3 separate regions of the Homo sapiens genome follow, and all the other regions are linked to region 2. A link is a loop called in an ENCODE intact Hi-C map of the cell type or tissue named here. Cell type or tissue: chondrocyte. All regions are shown on one strand.

Region 1 (8,000 bases), 480 kb before region 2:
ATTGTAAATGGTATGTGTGAATTAATTATAGAATGGGTCAAGAAATAACCTCACCTAGTTTTTAATCCTGACATTCTAGAGCCTGTCTGACCTGTGAGATGTTTGGAGAAACAACACTGCCACCTTCTGGTAGATACATGTCATCTTTCTCTCTGCCCACCATTGGCACCCTGGCTCACCCACGTTTACATTAATAAAACCAAGTCTAAATAAAATCTTCGATAATAAGGCTGAAGATCAAAGGTCTGGAAAGAAGGCCTCCAGCTTGTACTTTTTTTTGGAAAGGGTTATGATTTTGCTATCAGAGAAAATCTTATCCCAGGCCTACTGTGATGTGATATTATCTTTAAGACTTAACTACTTTACTGGGTTATTCTAATAGACCTTCAAATGACCAGGAATGCTCCAGCCTTAGAGCTGGGGATGATGGGAGTAGTTGGAGCAAGAGTGTGGGGAAAAATTCACAGACATGTTGTGTCAGCCATGAAAAAACAAATGGGTGAGTAAACTGCCTAAGTGATGAACAGGTGAACAGAATTTTCCACCCTGCATTTTTGGATTGGTAGTTTATCTTGTTTGGTGTTAAATGTTTGTAGTCATGGTTACGTGACTAGTTCACTGGAAACCCATGTAGACCCACAGTTTTCTAGAGTGGGGCATATAGTAGGTGTCAATAAGAACTAGTTACATTAATTAATAAATGAGAACATATCTTTGCTTTTTTTTTTTTTGGGACGTAGTCTCACTGTGTCACCCAGGCTGGAGTGCAGTGGCGCAATCTCGGCTCACTGTAACCACCTACTGGGATCAAGCAATTTGCCTGCCTCAGCCTCCAGAGTAGCTGGGATTACAGGTCCATGCCACCACGCCTGGCTAATTTTTTGTATTTTTAGTAGAGACAGGGTCTCACCATGTTGGCCAGGCTGGTCAACTCCTGACCTCAGGTGATCTGCCCACCTCAGCCTCCCAAAGTGCTGGGATTACAGATCTTTGCTTTTATATTTCATCTCTGAAATACTCTCCTGAGAATGAGGCTGGAGAGAGTAAATTTTAATTTTCCTAATCTTTCTTGCTCATTCCCCAATCCAAACCCTACGGCAACTGCTCATAAACGTAGGTCAGTGCTAAAGAATTAGTTCTATTGATTTTTTTCACCACTTGATCCATGTTAGGAAACAAAATTAGCTGGGTGTGGTGGCACACGCTTGTAATCCCAGCTACTTGGAGGCTGAGACAGGAGAATCATTTAGAACTCGGGAGATGGAGGTTGCAGTGAGCTGAGATCTTGCCACTGCACGAACAATTGCTTGGGTGACAAAGGGAGACTCCGTCTCCAAAAAAAAAAAAAAAAAAAAAAAAAAAAAGACATTGGAATAAACAAAACAAGATTGATCAGGATTAATGTTTTTTCAAGGTAATGTTCCAGGTAATGCTATAACCACTGGGGATTATGTTCCTATCCAAATATGCACCTTTGTCTTTGACTAGGCTATTTTATAATTTTGTAGGGATCAAAGTTAACTTGTACAAAACTGATAGCAATGCAAATATGCCCATAGGCATATAAATAAATTCTGTCCAGTGGAAAGTTAATTGACTCCTCCCTGTCCACACACACAAAAGCACCAATTTTGTTTCCATTTGCAAATCCATTTCACTCTTCCTGATCTATAAATGTCTCTGCTTTTTGGCTTTCTCTGAACCTGTTGTTAATGAAGTCTTATTCTCTCAATCACCATGCAATTGAGCTATGGGATTTCATGTTGAGTTATTAGCTTCTACTATTATTTTACCTGTTACCTCATTTAATTAATGAGTTAAATGAAAGTTTGACATAAGCATGTTTTATATTTGCATGAGAATCATGATTGTTCCTCCTCCCATCCCCAAAGATCCTTCAACACCCAATATTAAGTAACAAGCTGAAGGAGAAGTCTGGGGGACTTTTCTTACTTGGTTTTTATGGGAGTTACATCATTGGTAATCCGAAGTTTTGTTCCCTTGCCCTCCCTGAAGTAAAGGGTGCAACTGAGAGTGACTGAGACTACCCACCTTCCCACGTGGTCTTCCCGTGTGATCACTCACTTGGTGAACCTGTGTTTGTGCAAAGCATTTCTGAAACTCCTCTGCTGAAAGTACCTACAAAATCTGCTGCAGAGTCTTCAGATTTGCAGCATTGTGTGAATTTCACTAGACATCAGGCTTTGGTATTGGTCAGCCCTACTTCAAATTCTAGCTCTCCATGCACTAGGTGGAAGTTATCAGATGTTTCTGTTTACTCATCTGTAAAATAGAGCCGTTATAGAGTGAATGAAACAATGCGTATTATAGCTGGCATGTAATATGTTCTCCATAAATCTTACCTATTATTGCTACGTAGAGAGAAAAACATGGGACCTCCTTTCTTCCTTGGTCCTGCTGACGTGTAGCTCTGCAGTAACATCTCTGGTGCTGATGTTTCAGGCCAGATTGACATAGACAGGACTACACCCATTTAGGCCTGTGTAGGGCCTGAAGGATCTAGGTGTCTGGGTGGATTGGATCAGGAAATTTCCTGGAGTGAGTAGACCCGGATTTGACCTTTCAATTTCTTGATTGTGGGAAAGTCAAGGCATGGTGAGTGGCAGACGGTAGCTAAGGGCAGTGGCCACGTAACAACTGCTATGGAAATTTTACAAATTTAATAATTGGTATGGCACTGCTGAGTAAAACAAAGCCCTGGGAGAGGGTAGGTGAGCTGAATTGGGAGCAAGGGGACATCTTTCCAGACACCCTTAAAGTGGATGCAAAGATGGCTATAGACAGCCAGGTCACCAAGCAAAGAACTTCTTTGCCCTCCTTCTGATGGGTTTTGTCTGATGGAAACAGCTAATATGGAGAATTTTTTCAGTTGTGGGCTCTACCATCCCACCCTTCTAATACAGATTTCAACTGCTGGTAGATTTTACTATTGAACCAGGACAGAAACAAAAAGGAAGCTTAAATATCACAGCAGCCAATGACACCGCTGTTCCTTTGAGACACCTCAAAGGTGTCAGTTATACAAACTACGTTTATTCACTCCTTTTCCCTCAACAAATAATTTCCATATAATACGAAGAAGTGACTCTGAAATTTGCATTTTAGGCAGAAAAAGGAAATCTGATACCAGTGAACCAATGTAAACGAATTTTTATTTAAAGAGGCTATAAAAGAACATTCTGGATATTATGTGTATCATTATTTTGGTTACTTTGCAGTGTTATTGACGTTTAACTTCAAATATCCAGTAGAGGGCATGAAAGGAATTGGTTTTGTTTGGGCTCACTATGCTGAAGATAGAATTTGAACACTGGAAATGAAAAAGCAAATGGATTATATATTGCAGCTTTCAGACAGGGAATGACAAGCTTTAGATATCAACCCAATATATACTGCAACCTTTCTTTTTTCTTATATCGTATCTTATATCCTTCATTTAAAATTACTTAATCCTTGAGAATTAGATTTAGCTATTGAACAAAATACATATGAAATCATTAAATATCACTGATTTGTATTCACATCTATTAGAGACAAACCTGAAGAATATACCAAACTTTAGTACATGATGACATAGTATCCATGAAAAGCAAAGTTCTACCCTCTGGCGGAAACCCTTCACCTTTAGAATGCAAGACTGCTCTCAGCATCCCCTTCCTGCTTCAGATCTCAAATCAGGCGCTGGAAGCAGGACAAGAACCTTTCACAATCAGCCTTGGTGCCAAGCTTGACTCAGGATTGACTTAGCAATTGTTGCTTTCTCACTCATTTGTGACTTTGGTGGAAAAACAGAAGAAAAGCGCATACCTCCACTACATTTAATGAGTGCCTACAGTGTGCTAGATACTATATTAGATACTTGAAAAATAATTTTAATCTTTATAAGACCCCTACAAAGCCAAATTTATTATTCCCATTTTTCTGAGGCTCACAGAGGTTGCAAATTTCATGGCATTTCCCTGCATGCTGGTCTGCTCTATTTCTCATAAAATCTTTGGGAAGTAAGAAATAAATCTTTATGAAAAGATTGGGATCTAGAATTCTTAATTTAAATAATAAAATAACAAACCAGGTCACTTCTATATCTATATATTTTGGATATTATCTTCCCCTGTATTTTTCATAATCCAGTCCCACATTTGGTTGATAATAATGTGTGTTTCTATTTTTGTTGTTGTTTAAATTTCTCTTTCTGATTAGCTTCTATAGTAGCTCTTCAAATTAACTGGCACCCCTACATTTTGTAAAACTATAAATCTGCTCTAGAGTGGCCACCTTGTCACTGCTCTTATATCGTTCTTTTTATAGATTTTATTCTTTCCTAGTGTTCTTCAGATGAGTTTTAAGGACCACCAGCATTTAAAATATTTTCAAGAGTTTGTTTAAAATAGAAATTATTGGGCCTCAACAAAGATCATTTGAACTAGAATCTTCTGGGCTGAAGCTTAAGAATCTGCGTCTTCACCTACTCCTCAGGTATCTCCCATACACATGAGATTGATGCGCTGGCTTAGAAAATGAGAATGACTGAGTTCAGGCAGCACTCAGTAAACCTTAGTTGTCAATGACTACGACTTAGGTTTCAGGCCACTTCAATTTCCATGTGTTATTTGTTGGCTACCATGCCAACCACACAGGTTAGTAGAAAAAGCATGGCTTTAGGAAGCAAATGTACCTAGATGTTGATCATTTAGCTTCAGTTTCCAACACTTGTAAAATAATGTCTAATTTGCAGTAATTTTTTAACATAAAATGTAATAATACAGATCAATCACAAAACTAGCACAGTATCTGGTCCATATTGGAGTCTCAAATAATGATAGGTTCTAATAAGCATGATACCCCATTAATTAAATACAATATTATTGCTTGGCATTTGAGAGAATAAGCCTCCATTTATAAAGTGAGATGTTTACTGGGAAAGCTTGTTATTATTTGCATTAAATTTAAATTCTAAAGAAAGACCATAATTAAGTATATCTTCTGGAAACAGTTTTCCCAGTAAAGTGATATATAAGTATAATTTGCCTCTTTTGTATATATACAGGTTGCCAGATTTTGGGAGATAATTCTTAAAGGATCTCTCACATTGCGGCATGTTTTGTGAGCAAAGTATTGGTTGCCATTTGTTCTGGACTGTCTCTTCAAGGATGTTTGTATAGCAAACAGCCTTGGCACATAGAATGTCTTCCCCTAGAGCAGGCATGCTTATTGCCCATTGGAAAAGATTCAGATTCCCTAAACTCAAGAATTCCTATCCTAAAATGCAACCGTGTTCAGGCTTCCTTCTGGGTACATGTGTGTCACTCCTGTACAGCTCAGGAGCAAGAGGTGCTGATTCAAATATGCTGACTCTCATGCTGCTTGCTCTGTTTGCCTCTGACCCAGGAATCTCATGTTTTTTGTCAGCATCCATGACATTGTGGCTGACCAGCTTATTAGATTTCAAGTTGGGAAAATTCTCAGACCCATTCATCGTCCTTGACACTATGTAAAAGTACCTTTAGCACAGGTTTAATACTTTTTGTTTTCCTAGCCTCAGTACTTGTGTGGTGAAATCCACAATGACACCTGAAGAAGGAGGTGACTTGACTCGGATTACAGAGCAAGTTCCAAGCTGAGTCTAACTCCTGGACTCATGCTTCCAGCTTTCTGCTCTTTTCTCCAGGCGTTGATACTTTGTTAAACATCCAAGGCAAAGAATATGCAGAGAGAATATGAGTTTATCAAGATAGGTAGACATTCTATCATGGAAAAAGAATGTTTTCTATTGAGTTATTGGGACTTGGGCAAAGCCATCCTTGGCTAATTCTTTTGCTAGCTTTTCCATGAAACAATTGATGGACTGTGCTTCTTCGGTGGTATTTTCATAGAAAATTCAAGTTCATGAACTGCCCAATGATATACAGCACCAAAGTTATATGATGAAAAGCAGAGTTACCAACATTGCCAACAAGCCTTGCGATGAATGGATGTGCTGAGCTAGTACATAAGGAAGGAATTCTGGGTCCCATTGGAATCAGCAGTGATGGAATTCACAGGTACTTAGTGCATGGATGGTGGGAGAGAGGACAGGTTATGTTTGGGGTGGATGGTGCTGAAGGCCACCTAAAATTAGGAGGTAAATACAAGAAATAATTTCACTCAAAATACCATTTCCTTATAAGCTGTTCAGTGCATTTTGGTCCACAAAAGAAAAAGTTAAAATCTTGGAAGTGAAAACAGCTGGAGATCATCAAGCAATCACCAAGAGTTTGCAGAGCACGGCAGCAAGAGTTTGGGACAGATTTTTGAAAACAGAGAACTCTTGATTTAAAGACTGTCAGGGAACTTGGCTGTGTTTTGGACATTGCCTCTACATAGGTCTTAGAGTTCCAGTCAATAAAATAAATGCATATGCTTTACTTAAGCTGAGAATATTCCTGTGCCAGTAACATTCTCTGGAAGGACAAGAAGAGTCCTTCTTTAGTTTAGTATAGTTAGTTCATCAGGCAGCTAGAGGCTCCAGACTGAACAGACATGGAGAGTACAAACGGTGCAAAGTGTCTCTGTCCTTGAATAGCTTACAGTTCAGTAAAGGGAACAGATATGTAAGTACATAATCACAGTAGAGTGAGATATGTGCAATAATAAATATATTTATAAGATGCAGAAGTAGATAATAAGGAGCATTAATTCTACCTTGTAGTAAAGAGTAAAGAAAAGCTTCACAAAACAGGGGACATCTATGTTGGTTTTCTTGCTTTCCCTATTTAATATGAGCCACTAGTAGACCCTTTGTTTCCTTCTTTTAATATGACCTAAAATGATCTAGTCTTCCCTGTTAATAGCATAACCCTCTTAAAAAAGTGCATGGTCTCTTTCTTCGTTTCGCTTCATGGAGGAAATAATTTAAAGTGTACAGTAAGTTTTTTTGCCTATTTGAAATGTTTTTCAACTGTACAGATTTAATAAATTGATACTTTGTGCATATGATTACACAATTTCTGAATGATTGTACAATATGAGTTATTTATCAAGACAATTTGCTTCTTTGGCATAACTATGCTGCAGACCAATTTATTTACTGAGTGCAGGTTCGAATTGAGCTTAACAGGTGAGCCACTGAAACTTAGGGACTGTGGAGATCCTACAATATCTTTTGGAACTAAAGTCTCACACCACGGGTACCTCTGATCTTGATGATGAATGTTCATTTGGGTTCCACAGAAACACAGAAGTTGCTAGCTCTTTTTTTTTTTCCCATTTTAGTCAGTGTAATCTCATGTACACTCTCCACTTCTAACCACAGAGGGTCGAATTGGAAGTGGATTCCATTCTGTTAACAGAAAAGCAATTACTTAACTTATAAATTTAGAAAGAAGACCTTATTTCTTATAAAGGGTTACAGTCTGCAAGGTGGCCATTCTGAAAGGCTGGGAAGCATAGCCTCTGGCCAAAGCCCAGACACAGGTACTGCAAGGGAGGGAAAGAGGAGACAGGAATTTGTGCTGATTTCAATTATTTGTGATAGTGCTTAGTATTTTCATAGATAATCTTCCCCTTTGCTTTTGGGAGCATGCTCTGGGTGAAATGCCCAGACACTTGGAATTCACTTCTTCAAAATTCTTTTACTTTTTCCTAGGGACTTTAAGCATAGCAACAACCTTATTTATTTGTTATTTCTCTTCAACTTCCTTCATCATTTTTTTCCACAGTTTGTCCATGTAAGTGTTTGAAGATTGACTTGCTCTCCTGGGAGTTTAGGTTAAGGGGAGATGGGTGGGAAAGGCATTCCAAGTAGAAGAAACAGGATGCACATACACATAAGGAATTTTTTAAAAAGCAAGGCATTCAATAATACTGGGGAACAGTATGCAAGGGGCTGAGCAAAAGGGGGGAAATAGGGCCAGAAAGGGAGGCAGGGACCAGTTATGAAAAACCGTGTAAACTATTTTGACCATGACATCAACATAGGTTTCTAAGGTGGGGAGAATCAG
Region 2 (8,000 bases):
AATCAAGCTTGCTGTCTTAAAGGATTTTGATCTCTTAAGTTGGTGAATATTATAAATAACAAATCCATTTAATGACCTTCAGTTATCAGAGAAAATTAAAGTTGAGTTTATCAGTAATAATTTGTCCTCCATTGTATTTATTCATTCAAATACTGAGAACCTATATGTGCCTGATTCTATGTTGAGAAAGCTCCATAAACTTCAATGATAATTAGCGGTCTCAGGGAAAAAATAGTCTAGACCCAGAGATGATATGTAAAGAAAACATAATAAAACAAAAGTGCCATGTCCCCACCCACATGACCCCCCCCAATAAAGAGCTTGTTCTAAAAGGAAACCTCTCTAGCTAACATCCTTCCCCATCCTTCCTCTCCCAGCAACGTAAGCCCTATCTTTGCCTTACTTAAAGCCACACTGACAAACACTTCACTATTCATCCCTTTTCCCTCTTTAGAGTTGAACAAAACAGATATCCTAGCCCCCAAGGCCTGGTGCAACTGTCTCAATTATGTGAGGAAGTGGCATTTGGAAGAGCACGGGTCTGTCTTGAAGGAAAACCTAAACCAAAGTGCCTTTAATGGGTTTATAAAGTTTCCCTCTGAAACCAGATCTGTGGAATGAAGGGGAGCAATTACCAATGAACTTGAGGCCCAGACCCTCTAGATAACACAGTTCTGTGCTTCCTCAAATGATTGCTGCTGACAACACACAGATATGAAGACACCAGCCAATTAGCTCCCTCAGCTGCTCAGTGTTGTTTGCCTTGCCTGGACTCAAAAATTCAGGCTTATACCCAAGTGGAGAACACAGACAAACCAGGAGTGTGATGACTTGTGCCCAGGACCCAGAGCAATTCTAATCTTCATATTTTCTCTACTCTTATAAGAATTCACAATGTAACAGGACTAAGGAAGGAGTCTTGAGTTCCAGCAGCAACCCTGCCATTCAGCAGATGGAGAACCTCTGACAATTAGCTTATAAGCCAAAATTCCTCTTCTGTTAGATGAGAAGGTTGAAAACAACAATTTCTGAATTCCCTTGGGATGATGAAAAACGTGGACCTGGCAGTTAGGCCTGAGCTTAACTTCTGCCTCTGCCACTCACCATCTATAGAGCCTTAAATAACATATGTAACCTTACTAGGACTCATTTTTTTAATACATAAAATGGAGCTAACAAGACCTGTACTGTGCACGACTATTGGGAGGATTCATTGGAGATAAATACATACAGAGCATCCAGTAGTGTGTGACACATACTGGAAATGCAGAAACTCTTCTAGTACAATAGCATGATTCCTTCTGGGGGTCATTGCAAAGATATCCCAAAATAAGGAATAATGGCATGTGGGCACCCACTTAAAAGAAAAAACAAGCTGCCATCATGCAGAACATTCTGGAGAACATGAAAGGGCCATTGCTCCCTGAAGTGCCAACCAGTTCTTGGCCAGGCTGATGGACATATTTAACTTAATGTGAGTGTTAGACTGATTGATTGATTGAGATGGAGCCTCACTCTGTTGCCCAGGCTGGAGTGCAGTGGCACAATCTCGGCTCACTGCAACCTCCGCCTCTGGGGTTCAAGTGATTCTATTGCCTCAGCCTCTCAAGTAGCTGGGATTACAGGCACATGCTGCCACACCCGGCCGATTTTTGTGTTTTTAGTAGAGACAGGGTTTCATCATGTTGCCCAGGCTGGTCTTTTGTTTTTTGTTTTTTTTTTCTCTCTGCCGCCCAGGCTGGAGTACAGTGGTCCAATCTCGGCTCACTATGACCTCTACCTCCTGGGTTCAAGCAATTCTCCCTCAGCCTCCCGAGTAGCTGGGACTATAGGCATGTGCCACCATGCCCGGCTAATTTTTGTATTTTTAGTAGAGATGGGGTTTCACCATGTTGGCCAGGCTGGTCTTGAACTCCTGACCTCAAGTGATCCACCCACCTTGGCCTCCCAAAGTGCTAGGATTATAGTCATGAGCCACTGCACCGGGCCAACCCAGGCTGGTCTTGAACTCCTGACCTCAGGTGATCCAGCTGCCTAAGCCTCCCAAAGTGCTGGGATTACAGGTGTGAGCCACTGCACCTGGCTGAGTTTTAGCTTTACATAATTAAAAGAAGAAAACAGTTCCAAAATGAAAGAAAATACAGACAACCTAACAGCAAAGGCTCAGAAACAGAGCTCAAGACCTACAATATTGGGACAGGATTTCTAGAGATAAAGTGTCTTGCTGCTATCAAAATATATAACCAAGTAGCACCCAAAGGGTACTGGAATAGTTCTAGATACTCACCTAGATGAAACTGAGTTCTAGATGTAAGTATGGCACTAAATGCCGCAAAGTGATGAACCTTCATTTTTCCACCAGTGAAAGGTGCTGGAGCCAAATAACCTTTTAAGGGCCCTTGATGCCTTCCAATTAAAAATTTCTATCAGTGCTAAAAATTCTTACCTGCAGATTTGGGGCAACCATCTGAGAGACTCAAGGTCGCCTCCAAGGGGCTGCAAAAGCAGGTGCTGGAATGACAACTGGATAAACACTCACTGAACACCGAGTTAGAGGAATTGGAAAGGGATCCTGAAGCCCCATCACTCAGCTCATAAAACCCTACAAATAAAAACACCGTTGGAATTAACATCATGTCAAGAAATAATGCATATTCACGCTTAACAGGAAAATGAATAATCATTTAGGAAAAGGAGATTTTTTGTTTGTTTTTTGGCCAATTTTGATTCATTGGACTTTGGTGTCCTAATCTTATGGTCTTATTTCAAACAATCCTTAGGAAAAGGCAAAGAGCCCATAACTAGGGGTACATTTCAGAGTTACCCTCACCCTCAAATTGACCTTATTCCTTGACCCCGCCTTTGAACATGTCCAAGGAAAGAAACTTAGATCTGTCAAGCCTCATCTTTATCATGATTGTTTCAGAACAATAATAAGAGAAAAATCTAAGGAGCCCAAATGGTTTAAAAGAAAAAAAAAAAAAACTTTTGAAGTGGTCTCAGGAAGTTGAAGTGTGACTAATTTTCTAGCCCAGTTCTGACTTACTCAAGTTTCAAAGGAGGGCACCTCTTGCAGAAATTTGAATAGCTTTTATTTTTAAACTTGGGGGACTCCAATCACATTGATCTCATTACTAAAAATTTTGTTGTCTGAGTTTATTTCCCTCTTATTCCGATAAAACTGAATGGCAGACTTCTTTTTTGTTTATCCTCTCTGCACTGGAAACAAACTCCATTGCCATTTGCAGGTCTGGGAATGTTAACCACAAGGGGCTGAGATACAACTCAAGAGTGCAGAATTCTGTCCTTGTGCTCAATCACTCACCTGAGCTAGGCCGACTGTCTGTCTCCAGGTGCTCTTCAGATGTCTTTTCTACATCCAGTCTCAGGTCACTTATCTGCTTGTCAAGCTCTTGCAACTGATTCAACAAACCAGCATCTCTTCGCCTCAAACAGTTCTGATTAGGAAGAAACAAAGGAAACATGAACATACAGGGGTGACAAAAGAACCAGAAAGTCTACTCTAAGGATTCAAATTACCCATCTGAAGAGTTCACTAAACTTAGAAAACCAAAATTTTACTGGATGACCTGAAGTAACGAAAAACTTCGAGAATTCAAGAATATGTCCTATGTTTAATTCCACTTTCTCACATTTTGTGGTGATATAAAGTTTCTTCATAAAAACAAGACTTGTTTTTAGTTTCAACTAATATATACAAACTGACTTTTCATAGATAGGGACAAGAAAAATGGACTGAGACTTTAAATCATCTGGTGTATAACCAGTCTTTTAAAAAACAATACTTCACAGTAGACTCTTTAATTTGAAATGAGAGTAAGAGATTTCCTATAATACACTATAATCTTAGGTGAGATTTTCTGGCCAAATGTCTTGGCCTGCAGAGTTTTGTTTTCTATTAGTTGCTTTGTGGGGTTTAATCAGTCTTAGAGCCTTTGAAAGTGAGAAACTAATACTAATAGCCAGTGCCAAGTATAATGTGAGCTGGCAGAATCCAAAACCCTCATGGGAAGGCCCATCGAGATTTGAACGCCTCTGGGTTTCCAAAGGTGACAGATGGATTGTGCTAACTCACACTGCCACCTAGTGCTTCCTATTGCTGGAAAAACGGGAGAACTCAAAAAGCATCTGGTTCAAATCATGAATGCCAAGTCTACAAATGAAAATAGTACCATAAATACTGACTGGACTGGAATTCTCTTGACATACTGCTTTGCTCCCCTCAAGCGGACAATAGGAATGCGCCACTTACAATCTTGAGATTCATGCAGACAAAAAGGTGCAATTGCACAAAACAATAAAATGTAAAAGTCACCAGCCATAACCAGTGAGAACTGGCTCAAATGAATGTTACATAGGAATCTGGTCTGTGACCGAAGCAGCACAGTAAAATGCCAAAACAGAGATATTACACAAACCACAGTGTACATCCTTACAAAACACATGCATATGAATATCTACGCCTCTTGTCTTTTGACTTAAAAAGCTTGGAGACATAAATTGTATGTTTGTTTGCTACAATTAATTTCTTCAGGAAAAATGAACCTATCAAGTAAAAGCACTTTGGTGCTTAAAAACACACACACACACACAGAGAAAAGAAATGATCTGAAAAGAGATAATAGAAGAAAACACATGACAACTGCACAGCATCACCACTTTATTGTGGGAGGGCCACTACCTGGCATGTGTCTAGTTTAGATAGTATCACTTGGTCAGGTGAGGACGTTTGCTGTTTCCAAAACTACATTTTAAGGTCACTGAAAACAAAGCTGTCGCCATTATTCTGAGGCGGGGTCAAAAGCTGTTCATCAATACATTAAGCTACAAAGTTCTTTTTCTTCCCCATTAATGAAGACTGCATAGAAAGACTGAGACACTGACAGAAACCCAGTAAGATAAATGCTTACCGAGAGCAGGTTCTCTTTTCTCCCACCTCCACCACCAATCACAGCTGGCAGAACGTATAAAATATGAGAGGAGGGGACACAGTCTCCAGCCAAATTTCCATCATTTCCATCTAGTTTGAGCTGCCTTATACAAAGGGCTTCTATTTGAAATTAAGCACCAGCCTGGGTGAAAGCTGGCATGCTGGGGAGAGCTCTCGGAGAGGCACGGCTCCCTACAGGCGCTCCAGTGTAATCGTAAAACTCGGCCCTGGACAGTTAAGCACGCCACAAACCCCCTCCTTGGCTTTTGGCCCCTCTCGGCGGGAGGAGATAAAGTCAAGAAAACCTCCAAATAAAATGGTATTTTAAGTGGGAGTTTGCAAACCGCTGGGGAGAGGGCATATACTCATCTAACTAAGGAGACCGAACGTTAGAACTAGGCGACTCCAAGAATCCCGAAGGCAGAGGAGGAGGGAAGAGCGGCCACCCCCTTCCCGCAATCCGCGCGAGGTCGCCAGACACAAAGCGGGCACACGCCAGAAACGCGTGGGCGTCGGCAGCCCACACGCCGCGGGCACTCAGGAAGGGGATCAGGGAGGTATGGGGCGGTCGGGGGCGTCCCATAACAGCGAGCATCTCCCCAGCCAGAGTCAACCTCGCGCCCGCCCCAGGCCACCTGCCCGACCTCCAGCCCCTGGGCAGGAACAGCCGTGCTCCACCTTCGGGCACGACCTACCAATTGCTTTCTTAGCAGCAAGATGTTCTCCTCCAAGAACTTCTCCTCCAGGCGACTGCGCTGCGCCGCCTCCCCCAGTAGCTCCCCAGCGCGGGGCGCAGCGGCTCCCGCACCCCCGGCGCCGCGCAGGGCGCCCCTGACCAGCAGCTCTTGGCGCTGGCGCAGGTACTCCAGCTCCGCCAGCCCGGCCAGCGTGGCCTCCTGCCGCTCCCGGGTGCGCTGCCGCTCGGTGTCTGCCTCGCCCTTCTCCCGCCAGCGCCCCTCGGGCTCCGCCGTGCGCTGCTCGCCTCGGGCCGGCGCCGGAGGCTCCAGCTCCTTCGCCGTCCCGGCCGGACTCGGCTTCATGGCCCCCAGTCGGGCAGCGAGAGCCGTCACCGCAGCCGGGCCGCCCAGGCGGAGGAGCAGGGCGCTAGGGCTGCGGCCGCGGGTGGGCTCATGCCGCCCTGTGGCGGGGCGCGGCGCTGGCGGGGACGGTGGCTAGAAGCCCTCGAGTCCTGCGCGCGACCGCCGGCTGCTGCTGTCCCGGCCCGGGCAGCGCCGTCCGCTGTCGCCGCGCGTCCCTCGCCGCGGCCCGGCAGCTGATAACGCCCTGCCCGGCGCTACGTCACGCGCGGCGGCCCTGCAAACCCCCGCCTGGCGCCCGCCTCCCCGCGCCGGCCCCTCGGCTGCGACGCTTGCGCCCCCAGGCTTCCCCTCCTCTGTCAGGCGCGCCGCCCGGCCCCCAGAGCCGCCTCCTCCTCGCTCGGCCCTCCCCGCCCCTCCTCGCCCCTCCCCGCCTCCTCCCCCGCTCTCTTCGCGGGCCTCCTCGCCCCCTTTTCGGGTTTACTGCACCCGATTTTGCCCTCGCTCCTCATTGGCTCTTTCTCGTCGCCCAAAGCTCGGGGCGAGCGCCTGGAGCCCCAGCATCCTGTTACAGTCGGCCGCGCAGGCAGGGGCCGCGACGGGACGCGGCAGTTGGGCTCTCCGGAGAACTTTCTGAAACTCGACCAAGTTGCAGCACAGTCTTAACCCTTTCCCCACACGGCCACTCCTCATTTCCACTCACACCGAGTTAGGTTTCTTTCACTTCCCAAGCAAGGTATTGCAAGTGTATTCACAGACACTGTGGGGTTGGTTCCTTAACTCCACTTTGTAAAGGCAAGCAATACAGAGCACAATGCAGTGTTCTAAAACTTAAGTTTTGTTGTCGTTTTAATTTTTTAACGTCGGTCTTACGATGGACGGCATTTAAAATTAGGCAGGAGGATGTCGTTGTATAGCGAGAGGTTGCATCAATTCTTTTACAAGCCTACGATTTGAGTGCGCGCGCGTGCGCGCTTTGGTTTTTGTTTGAGCTTTTATTATTACTTAGTCTGCGTTTACAATAAGAGCTCTGACTCAGAAATCAGACTGTCTGGATTTGTATCCCAGTTTCACCCCTAAATAGCTGTGCGGGCAACTTACTCCCTTCTCTGTGTACGTTCCCCCCACTGTAAAAGGGAGCAGCTGCTATGGGAACCTGCTGTTGAAGAATTATAATAGTATGCAGCATATGCTATATATTGTGGGGGCTGTGCACTTACAACGTGGCTAGCACATAGATAGTAAAGGTGATATGAGTTGTAGCTTTTCTCCAGAGGGATTTATAAGTCTTCCCTCTTGAAGTATCATGTATTGGTCATCTCTGCTTGGAACACACTACTCCAGACCCCTATCCCACTGAAATTTCCGGTGGGATAGGGGTCTGAAAATTCCACTAGCTGGCTTATCTGTGGAAAAGTACCACATATATCTTTAAAAGCAGTACATCCAAGAACCTCGGAAATTCAATCCAGCAAGTCACAATTGCTGAAGTTCAGGCAAAGTGTTGTGTGAAAGAGTGCATCCTATATCATTATTTCAGACACTTGCACTTTTGCCCATCTGCTTACCCGTGCTAGGAATTCCTCTTCTTTCCTCCCCTCTCTGTGTGGTCTAACCACCCTTCCAACCTTTGAGCTCCAGTTAACTATATAAATATCTGATTCTGATCCCATGCTACCTGTATGGTTATTTATCTGGGTGTGCACACGCATATCTATCTACGTAGGTGTTTATGTGTATCTCTTCTCTCCATCTACATTATGAAAGCTTCCTGAAGGCAGGGACTGTTTTAATACCCTCTTAGTATCGCTGTATTCAGCACATTACCTTGCAAGCATTCACCTGACAATTGCTAGAGAGAGACTCGAGAATGTAGATTGGTTGTAAATTGTTTTTTCATTAGCATACTTTTAAACTTAATAGTACCCATTTAATCTCTACTACAAATAGAATTAAGTTGACATTTACCAAAAAACAAAAACAAAAGAACTCCCTTGCCACCTTTCACTTTC
Region 3 (8,000 bases), 800 kb before region 2:
AAAGACTATTAGTCCGTTCTACTTTTCTTGAAGACTGAGGACTGTAAGGGATATAAAGGTTTCACTGAATACTGAGTGCCTGAAAAACTGCTTGGGTGATTTGACTAGTAAAGGCTGGTCTGTTATCAGACTGTATAGAGGTGGGAAGGCTAAACTGAGGAATTATGTCTGACAGAAGGGAAGAAATGACTGCGGTGGCCTTCTCAGACCCTGTAGGAAAGGCCTCTACCTATCCAGTGAAAGTGTCTACTTAGACTAAGAGGTATTTTAGTTATCTGACTCAGGGCATGTTGAATAAAGCTAATTTGCCAGTCCTGGGTGGGGGCAAATCCTCGAGCTTGATGTGTAGGGAAGGGAGGGGGCCTGAATAATCCTTGAGAAGTAGTAGAATAGCAGATGGAACACTGAGAAGTTATTTCTTTGAGGATAGATTTCCACGATGGAAAGGAAATGAGAGGTTTTAAGAGGCAAGCTAGTGGCTTGTACTATAGCATAGCCTGCCTTTGCTGGTGTGTGGCGATTAGACCTGGTGGAACTGCCATCAATAAACTAAGTGTGATCAGGGTGAGGAACAGGAAAGAAGGAAATATGGGGAAATGGGGTGAACGTCAGGTGGATCAGAGAGATGCAGTCATGAGGGTCAGGTGTGGTATCTGGAATAATGTGGGAGGCTGGATTGAAGTCTGTGCCAGGAACAATGGTAATTGTGGGACTTAACAAAGAGTGAGTACAGCTGAAGGAGCTGGGAAGCAGAAAGTATATGCGTCAGGTATGAGGAAGAAAATAGATTTTGGAAGTTATGAGAACTGTAGAGAGTGAGTTGAGCATAGTTTGTGATTTTTAGGGCCTCTAAAAGTATTAAAGCAGTGGCAGCTGCTGCACGCAGACATGAGGGGTAGGCTAAAACGGTAAGGTCAAGTTGTTTGGACAGAAAGGCTACAGGCTGTGGTCCTGGCTCTTGTGTAAGAATTCTGACCGCAGTAACCATGCCTAGGAAGGAAAGGAGTTGTTGTTTTGTAGAAGGTGCTGGGGGTTGAGAGATTGGTCGGACATGATCAGCAGGGAGAGCACGTGTGTTTTTATGAGAATTATGCTGAGATAGGTAACAGATGAGGAAGAAATTTGAGCTTGACTGAAGTAAGGGGGGTTGTCTATGAAGCTTTGCGGCAGTACAGCCCAGGTAATTTGCTGAGCTTGATGGGTGTCAGGGTTAGTCTAAGTGAAAGCGAAGAGAGGCTGGGATTAAGCGCGCAAAGGAATAGTAAAGAAAGCATGTTTGAGATCCAGAACAGAATAATGGGTTGTGGAGGGAGGTATTGAGGATAGGAGAGTATATGGGTTTGGCACCACAGGGTGGATAGGCAAAACAATTTGGTTGATAAGGCGAAGATCCTGAACTAACCTGTAAGGCTTGTCTGGTTCTAGGACAGGTAAAATGGGGGATTTGTAAGGAGAGTTTATAGGCTTTAAAAGGCCATGCTGTAGCAGGCAAGTGATAACAGGCTTTAATCTTTTTAAAGCACGCTGCAGGTTGGGATATTGGCGTTGAGCAGGGTAAGGGTGATTAGGTTTTAATGAGATGGTAAGGGGAATGATCGGTCACCAAGGAGGGAGTAGAGGTATCCTATACTTGGGGGTTAAGGTGGGGGATACAAGAGGAGGATGCAAAGGAGGCTTTGGATTGGGAAGAAGGGCGTCAATGAGATGCGGCTGTAGTCCAGGAATAGTCAGGGAAGCAGATAATTTAGTTAAAGTGTCTCAGCCTAATAAGGGAACTGGGCAGGTGGGGAAAACTAAAAGGAGTGCTTAAAAGAGTATTGTCTAAATTGTACCAGAGTTGGGGAGTTTTAAAGGTTTAGAAGCCTGGCCGTCAATACCTACAACAGTTACGGAGGCAAGGGAAACAGGCCCTTGAGAAGAAGGTAATGTGGAGTGGGTAGCCTCCATATTGATTAAGAAGGGGACGGACTTACCCTCCACTGTGAGAGTTACTTAAAGCTAGCATCTGTGATGGTCTACGGGGCTTCCAAGGCGATCGGGCGGCATCAGTCTTCAGCCGCTAAGCCGAGAAGATCTGGGAAGGAGTCAGAGAAGCCAAGAAGATCTGGGAAGGAGTCAGAGAGCCTTGGGCCAGAGTTCCAGGGGCTCTGGGAGTGGCTGCCAGGTGAGTTGAACAGTCTGATTTCCATTGGGGTCCTGCACAGATGGGACGTGGCTTAGGAGGAATCCTGGACTGCAGGCATTCCTTGGCCTGGTGGCCAGATTTCTGGCACTTGTAGCAAGCTCCTGGGGGAGGTGGTTCTGGAGGAACACCTGGCCACTGTGGTTTAGGCGTTTGGAAGTTCTTGTGAGCTGGAGATGTGGCTGGGGTTTGTCTCACAGTGGAGGCAAGGAATTGCAACTCCGAAATATGTTGCTACTTAGCCGCCTCTATTATTGTACACCTTGAAGGCAAGGTTAATTAAGTCCTGTTGTGGGGTTTGAGGGCCAGAATTTAATTTTTGGAGTTTTATTTAATGTCGGGAGCAGATTTGGGTAATAAAATGTATACTGAGAATAAGACGGCCTTTTGACCTTTTAGAGTCTAGGGCTGTAAAGTGTCTTAGGGTTGATGCCAAACGAGCCATGAACTGGGCTGGATTTTTATATTTGATGAAAAAGAGCCTAAACGCTATCTGATTTGGGATAAAGAAAAAGGAGCATTAACCTTGACTATGCCTTTGGCTCCAGCTGACTTTTTAAGAGTAAATTGCTGGTCAGGAGGGGGAGGGCTAGTTACGGAACGAAACTGTAAGCCGGACCGGGTGTGAGGAGGGGAGATGATAAAAGGATTATAGGGTGGAGGAGCAGAGGCTGAGGAAGAATTGGGATCTAGCTTGGCCTGGCAAGGAGGGGAGGTGTCGTCCCTGCGTGGTCTGACACCTCTGAAACCTGGGTGAATAATCAGAGAGGTGTGTCCCTGCAATGATTAAACACGAAGGGAAGGCTGCCTTCCTTAGTCCGTGACTGGCGCCAGAGTTTTGGGTCCACGGATAAAACGTGTCTCCTTTGTCTCTACCAGAAAATGAAAGGAATTGAAATTAAGAGAAGGGAGAAATTGAAGTGTGGCGCCAAGATTGAAAGAAAGAGGTTGAGGGATAGCGAGGGAGGTTGGAGAAGACAGTAAAAAGAGGCCGCTTACTGGATTTGAAATTGGTGAGATGTTTTTTGGGCTGGTCGGTCTGAGGACCTGAGGTCGTAGCAGAGGCCTGACATCTTTCTTAGAGGAATGTGCTCTCTGGTCAAAAGTAGAGAATAACTCCATGAGATTAAAGCAAAACATGCATCTACCTGATTCAATATGTTCAAGGGCCCCACTACATGGGGCAGTTTAATTGTTGGTTTGTTTTTTGAGACAGGGTCTTGCTCTCACCCAAACTGGAGTGAGGTGCAGGATCATAGGTCACTGTAACCTCCAACTCCTAGGCTCAAGCAATCTTCCCACCTCGGCCTCCCAAGTAGCTAGGACTACAGACATGCACCATCATGCCCAGCTACATTGGGCAGTTTAAAAGTAAAAAAATTTGTCAATCTACTTGTTTACTCTCCAGAGAACATAATCGATTTGACTGAAAAAAATTAATACTGGTTTATCTTTAGCTACCAGGACTACAGACAAACCAAAGGAAAGGCAGCACATATTTCCTTACTTTCTGGCAGTCATTAAGTTCCTGCTGGTTTCTGGATGTCAGGGGTCCAGAGACAAGTACATATTTTCTTTTCTTTTTTTTTTTTTTTTTTAGTATTTATTTATTTATTTAGAGACGGAGTCTCACTCTGTCGCCCAGGCTGGAGTGCAGTGGCACAATCTCAGCTCACTGCAAGCTCCATCTCCCGGGTTCACGCCATTCTCCTGCCTCAGCCCCCCCAGTAGCTGGGACTACAGGCGCCCGCCACCACGCCCGGCTAATTTTTTGTATTTTTAGTAGAGATGGGGTTTCATTGTGTTAGCCAGGATGGTCCCGATCTTCTGACCTCGTGATCCACCCGCCTCGGCCTCCCAAAGTTCTGGGATTACAGGCGTGAGCCACGGCACCCGGCGACAAGTACATATTTTCTTGATAGCACTACTACAGTACATCTATTCCCGTTGTGAAGGGGGAAAATTCAAACAGCAGTTCACCTGCAATTTGAAAGCCTGAAATACTGCTGATTCCCCACAAGGAGGCTCCATTATCAAGTACAACAATTTTCAAAGCGGGAATGCCCCAACGATTTTGAAAAGCAACACATCAGAACACATTAAACTTTCATAATCTTTAAATGCTTTAACATTCTTATTGATAACAGTTTGGCTTTAATTATCACATAAAAATTTAATCTATCATTTTTGTGCTATGCAAAGCCAAGACAAATGTATCATATATTAAATACATAATTTAATTAAGCTGAGTATTTAAACAAGGCCGAATTTTTTTCTCAGTGGGAGGAAGGGAGGACGATTGGTGATTATACTAAAAACCAATTTTCTTATGCTTCAGTTATTACATGTGATCAAAGAGTTATCACACAGGTTCAACTTTGGCTTTCTAAGTCAAACAAACAAGCTTTATCTTGGCTAAAATTCTTTATAAGGCAAAACATATTGACTGGTAGCTCATTGCCTAATTGATAACACATATGTCATGGCATTATTTTAATATGACTCTTTAACAATAAAACAGTTAATATTTCCTATTGGATCGTGTAACATCTTAAAATATTGGTAATAACAGTTCCAAATGGTTATAAATGTATTTGAAGTATTTGAACAGGAAATAGAGACTAAATATATACATAAATAATTTGTTACAATTTAGATTTCTTTGAATGCATAATGTTGAAATTAGTTTTTCCTTTTGCATCTTTAATTCTCTGAAAGAAGAACTTAGAATGACTTTTAGTGCTCTAAGCGTTCAATTAACTTTTCATTTAAATTATTTATTTTATATGATGGATGGAATGCATCAGGGCAACTGAGAAATAAGGCAAATTTCTTACATTTGGAAAATAGAGTTAGGCTTGTGATTTGAAAGTTTTAGTTTTCTAAGACTATTCTTTAGAGAGTGGGATTTGGGATGTATCTAGCATTTATTGATTGCCTCCATGAAGTCCTTTGCTCATATTATTTCATATCAATGGGCCGGATATTACTATTCCCCATTGCATAGATGAAGAAGCTGAGACTCAAAGAAAAATAACTTGTTCAAGATAATATAGCCAGCTAAACAACAGCAGGATTGGGATTAGAACCCACAGCAGGGATGGATGGGAAGAGAGGCAGACAAGGGTGGAGGTTTGGGGATCTGAGAGTGAGGAGGAGGCAGGATGAAATTAACAAGGGTAGAATCTTTTCTGGGAGTTCACAGAAGTAGTAATTTATATCCCTTAGCATGCCTCCTTTATCCCTATCAGGCCCTCTGCGGCTGGATGAATCTCTGTTTTTCCAGTCAGTTTGAATCTTAGCATCAATATTATATTTGAAATGTAAGAGTGAAATTGCCTTTCTGTGACATCTTTTTAACTGATTACTGGGCACTTAGGCAACCAGCTCCCGAATGTCTGGTTACTCTTAATAAAGGTCAGGATTGCACCTAGCTAGCCTCACTAATAGAGGAGACCTTGTGGCCATCTTTCATAGCAGCCTGAGGCAAGTTGTCATGAATTCACTGAAACTTGCTGATTTCCCCTGTGCACCTGAAAGAACCTGGTTCCCTTAGTGATGTCCATTCAGCCTGAATAACTCTACTGCTTCCCCTCTGCCAGCACACCACCCACCCTGTCAACGATGGTGAAAATCTGCAACCTCTTGTTTACCTTCATGTGTGGGGAGCCTCTCCCATCCTTCTCACAAGGATATAAGGAGATTGCATTCTAACTTGCTTTGATTACTCTTAGCTTACATACAGAATCACCTCTTTAGAGGAAAGGGAAGTTTCTCCCAGTTCTGTCTTTGGAAATGGGAGATTGGTCTTGGAGTCTTAGACTAACACAGATAGATCATTAATCACAAAGACTGTCTCTGGAAACTGAAAAAGGTCAGATTCTCTTAGAAACTGTGGGATGGGTGTGGTGGTACATGCTCATAATCCCAGCACTTCGGGAGGCCAAGGTGAGTAGATGGCTTGAGTCCAGGAGTTCAAGACCAGCCTGGGCAACATGGTGAAACCCCATCTCTATGGAAAAAAAAAAAAAAAAAGTTGGGTGTGGTGTTGTGTGCCTGTAGTCCCAGCTACTCAGGAGGCTGAGATGGGAGGATTGCTTGAGCCCAGGGAGGGTGAGACTGCAGTGAGCCGAGATCATGCCACTGTACTCCAGCCTGGGCAATAGAGTGAGATGAGACCCTGCCTCAAAAAAATAAGTAAATAAAATAAAAATGAAAAGAAAGAAACTGCACAATAAGACAAGGGCAGGGTGGAGAGTTTGTTTTAGTTACACAAGACACCCATGCAACACGACAACACCCCTTTAAAACATACAAAGTCACATAACTTCAGAATTTCAAGATTTAGTTAAAAAAGAAAAGAAAGGATGGAAAATGTGATACTGTATACATTTTCTGCTGTCTTTGTGCTACTGAACATTCTCTAATGAATGTCTCCTAAACATCTTTCTGTGATCTACTTTGAAAGGAGAACAGAAGGGAGGGAAGAACAGAGAGGAGACTAAAGAGAGATAAGGAGAGGGAAGGAAGAAGAGGGGGCTAAGGAGGGAGAGAAGAAGATAAAGAAAATTTACAAAAGAAAGGAAGAAGGAGAGAGAGAAGTTGTTTGCTATTGTGGCATATTAGGTGAGCAATGAACACTTTGTGCATTTATTCGTTTGACACACAGTTATCGAGCATCTATTATGTGCCAGGCTCTTAGACCCCGGTTGAAAGCAGTGAAACAGATAGTTGTCTTATGAAGCACATAGATTGGGCGAGTCACAAAATTTTTTAAATAAAGTAAATTAGGTTGCAAATACACTCTTAGTTCACTTTATTTTTACATTATTCCTCTCATCCTCCATAACAATGCCTCTCATTCTACTCATAAACCCAAGTAATATAAATGAGCCACTCTAGACTATTAAAATATACCATTGTCTCAAAAAATGTTTTTCAATGTAAGCATATTTGTACTTTTGCTTTCTTAATTGGAGCAATGTTTTTGTATTACTGCGTGTCTACACATTTTTTAAAGAGCTGATAAAAAGATGTTTGTTCATTTCTATATAGTCTACTCAATCAGCCTATTTGCAAAAATTTTCCTGAAAAATAGGTAGTGGAGAAAAGTCAGGGTCAAGAGTGGATTTTATTCTAAATCAATATTTGGGATAAATGCAAACAAAAATAATCAGAAATTAAACAAAGAATATTGGATTTAACATGAAATGGATAACCTGACAGCCTCTTCTAAAACAAATAAAATACTCTTGTGTATCAAAGCGCTTAAGTCCATAACAGAGGTGAACTTGAGGTCAATGCTGTCAAATAATTTCTAAGTAGTTTCCAGATTTTTTTCTTTTTTTTTTTGCCTTTGGTGCCGAAAAGGCTAATCAACTTTATGTACTTACAACTTACCTTCAATTTATCAAACTGCAGGTATAATAGTCAAAATATTCAACAACCAATATGGTATGAACACAGATGCTGCTTCTATATCTTAAAATGTATTTTTCAGCATCCTGGCTGAATAAACATCCTCCCTAATTATGGGGAAAGTGGTATGTCATTAGCATGGAATGAAGTTCCCCTCCTGATCCATTAAAAGTTAAGCTACTCCTTTCACTAATTTTGTCCTCAAATAGTATAGCTCACATGCAAAAAGGGGAGAGGACATTCCTCCTGAACATATTCTCTGCTTTTGGAGAACTTCTCAACCTTTCTAAAATATTGTATTGGTATTCTGGTTGTTGACATGATGTGGAAAAGATGTAGAGGATACAGTTGGAAAGAAATGTCAGTTTATTTAGTGCACATTGAAACATCAATAGTCGTG

What was found. A loop is a pair of places that touch in the nucleus more often than their neighbours do. Peaks named below come from ENCODE experiments on the same cell type or tissue, not always from the same donor. Only the 100,000 strongest peaks of a DNase experiment are listed, where the experiment ranks them.
Region 1: it touches region 2 in a loop (6-fold over the local background); 14 of 110 quality-filtered maps call a loop at or near these places.
Region 3: it touches region 2 in a loop (4-fold over the local background); 8 of 110 quality-filtered maps call a loop at or near these places.

The regions. Positions count from the first base shown.
Region 1 is chr14:59,119,455-59,127,454 of GRCh38, reverse strand. No RefSeq gene overlaps it. Among named protein-coding and RNA genes, the nearest start is that of DAAM1, 65 kb to the left of the region's middle. In chondrocyte, CTCF peaks have their summits at 120 (motif pointing left), 347, 3,044 and 3,262 (motif pointing right); no DNase peak of the experiment used is centred here.
Region 2 is chr14:58,636,194-58,644,193 of GRCh38, reverse strand. It overlaps DACT1 (dishevelled binding antagonist of beta catenin 1), which reads right to left and starts at 6,232. Exons shown (of 4, transcript NM_001079520.2): 1 at 5,647-6,232; 2 at 3,326-3,458; 3 at 2,447-2,602. The coding sequence starts at 5,991. RefSeq lists a silencer at 5,732-6,441. In chondrocyte, CTCF peaks have their summits at 2,498, 3,911, 4,127 (motif pointing left), 5,380 and 1 weaker place; DNase peaks (open chromatin) are centred at 5,573, 6,143 and 6,159.
Region 3 is chr14:59,440,606-59,448,605 of GRCh38, reverse strand. No RefSeq gene overlaps it. Among named protein-coding and RNA genes, the nearest start is that of GPR135, 21 kb to the left of the region's middle. In chondrocyte, a CTCF peak has its summit at 4,196 (motif pointing right); no DNase peak of the experiment used is centred here.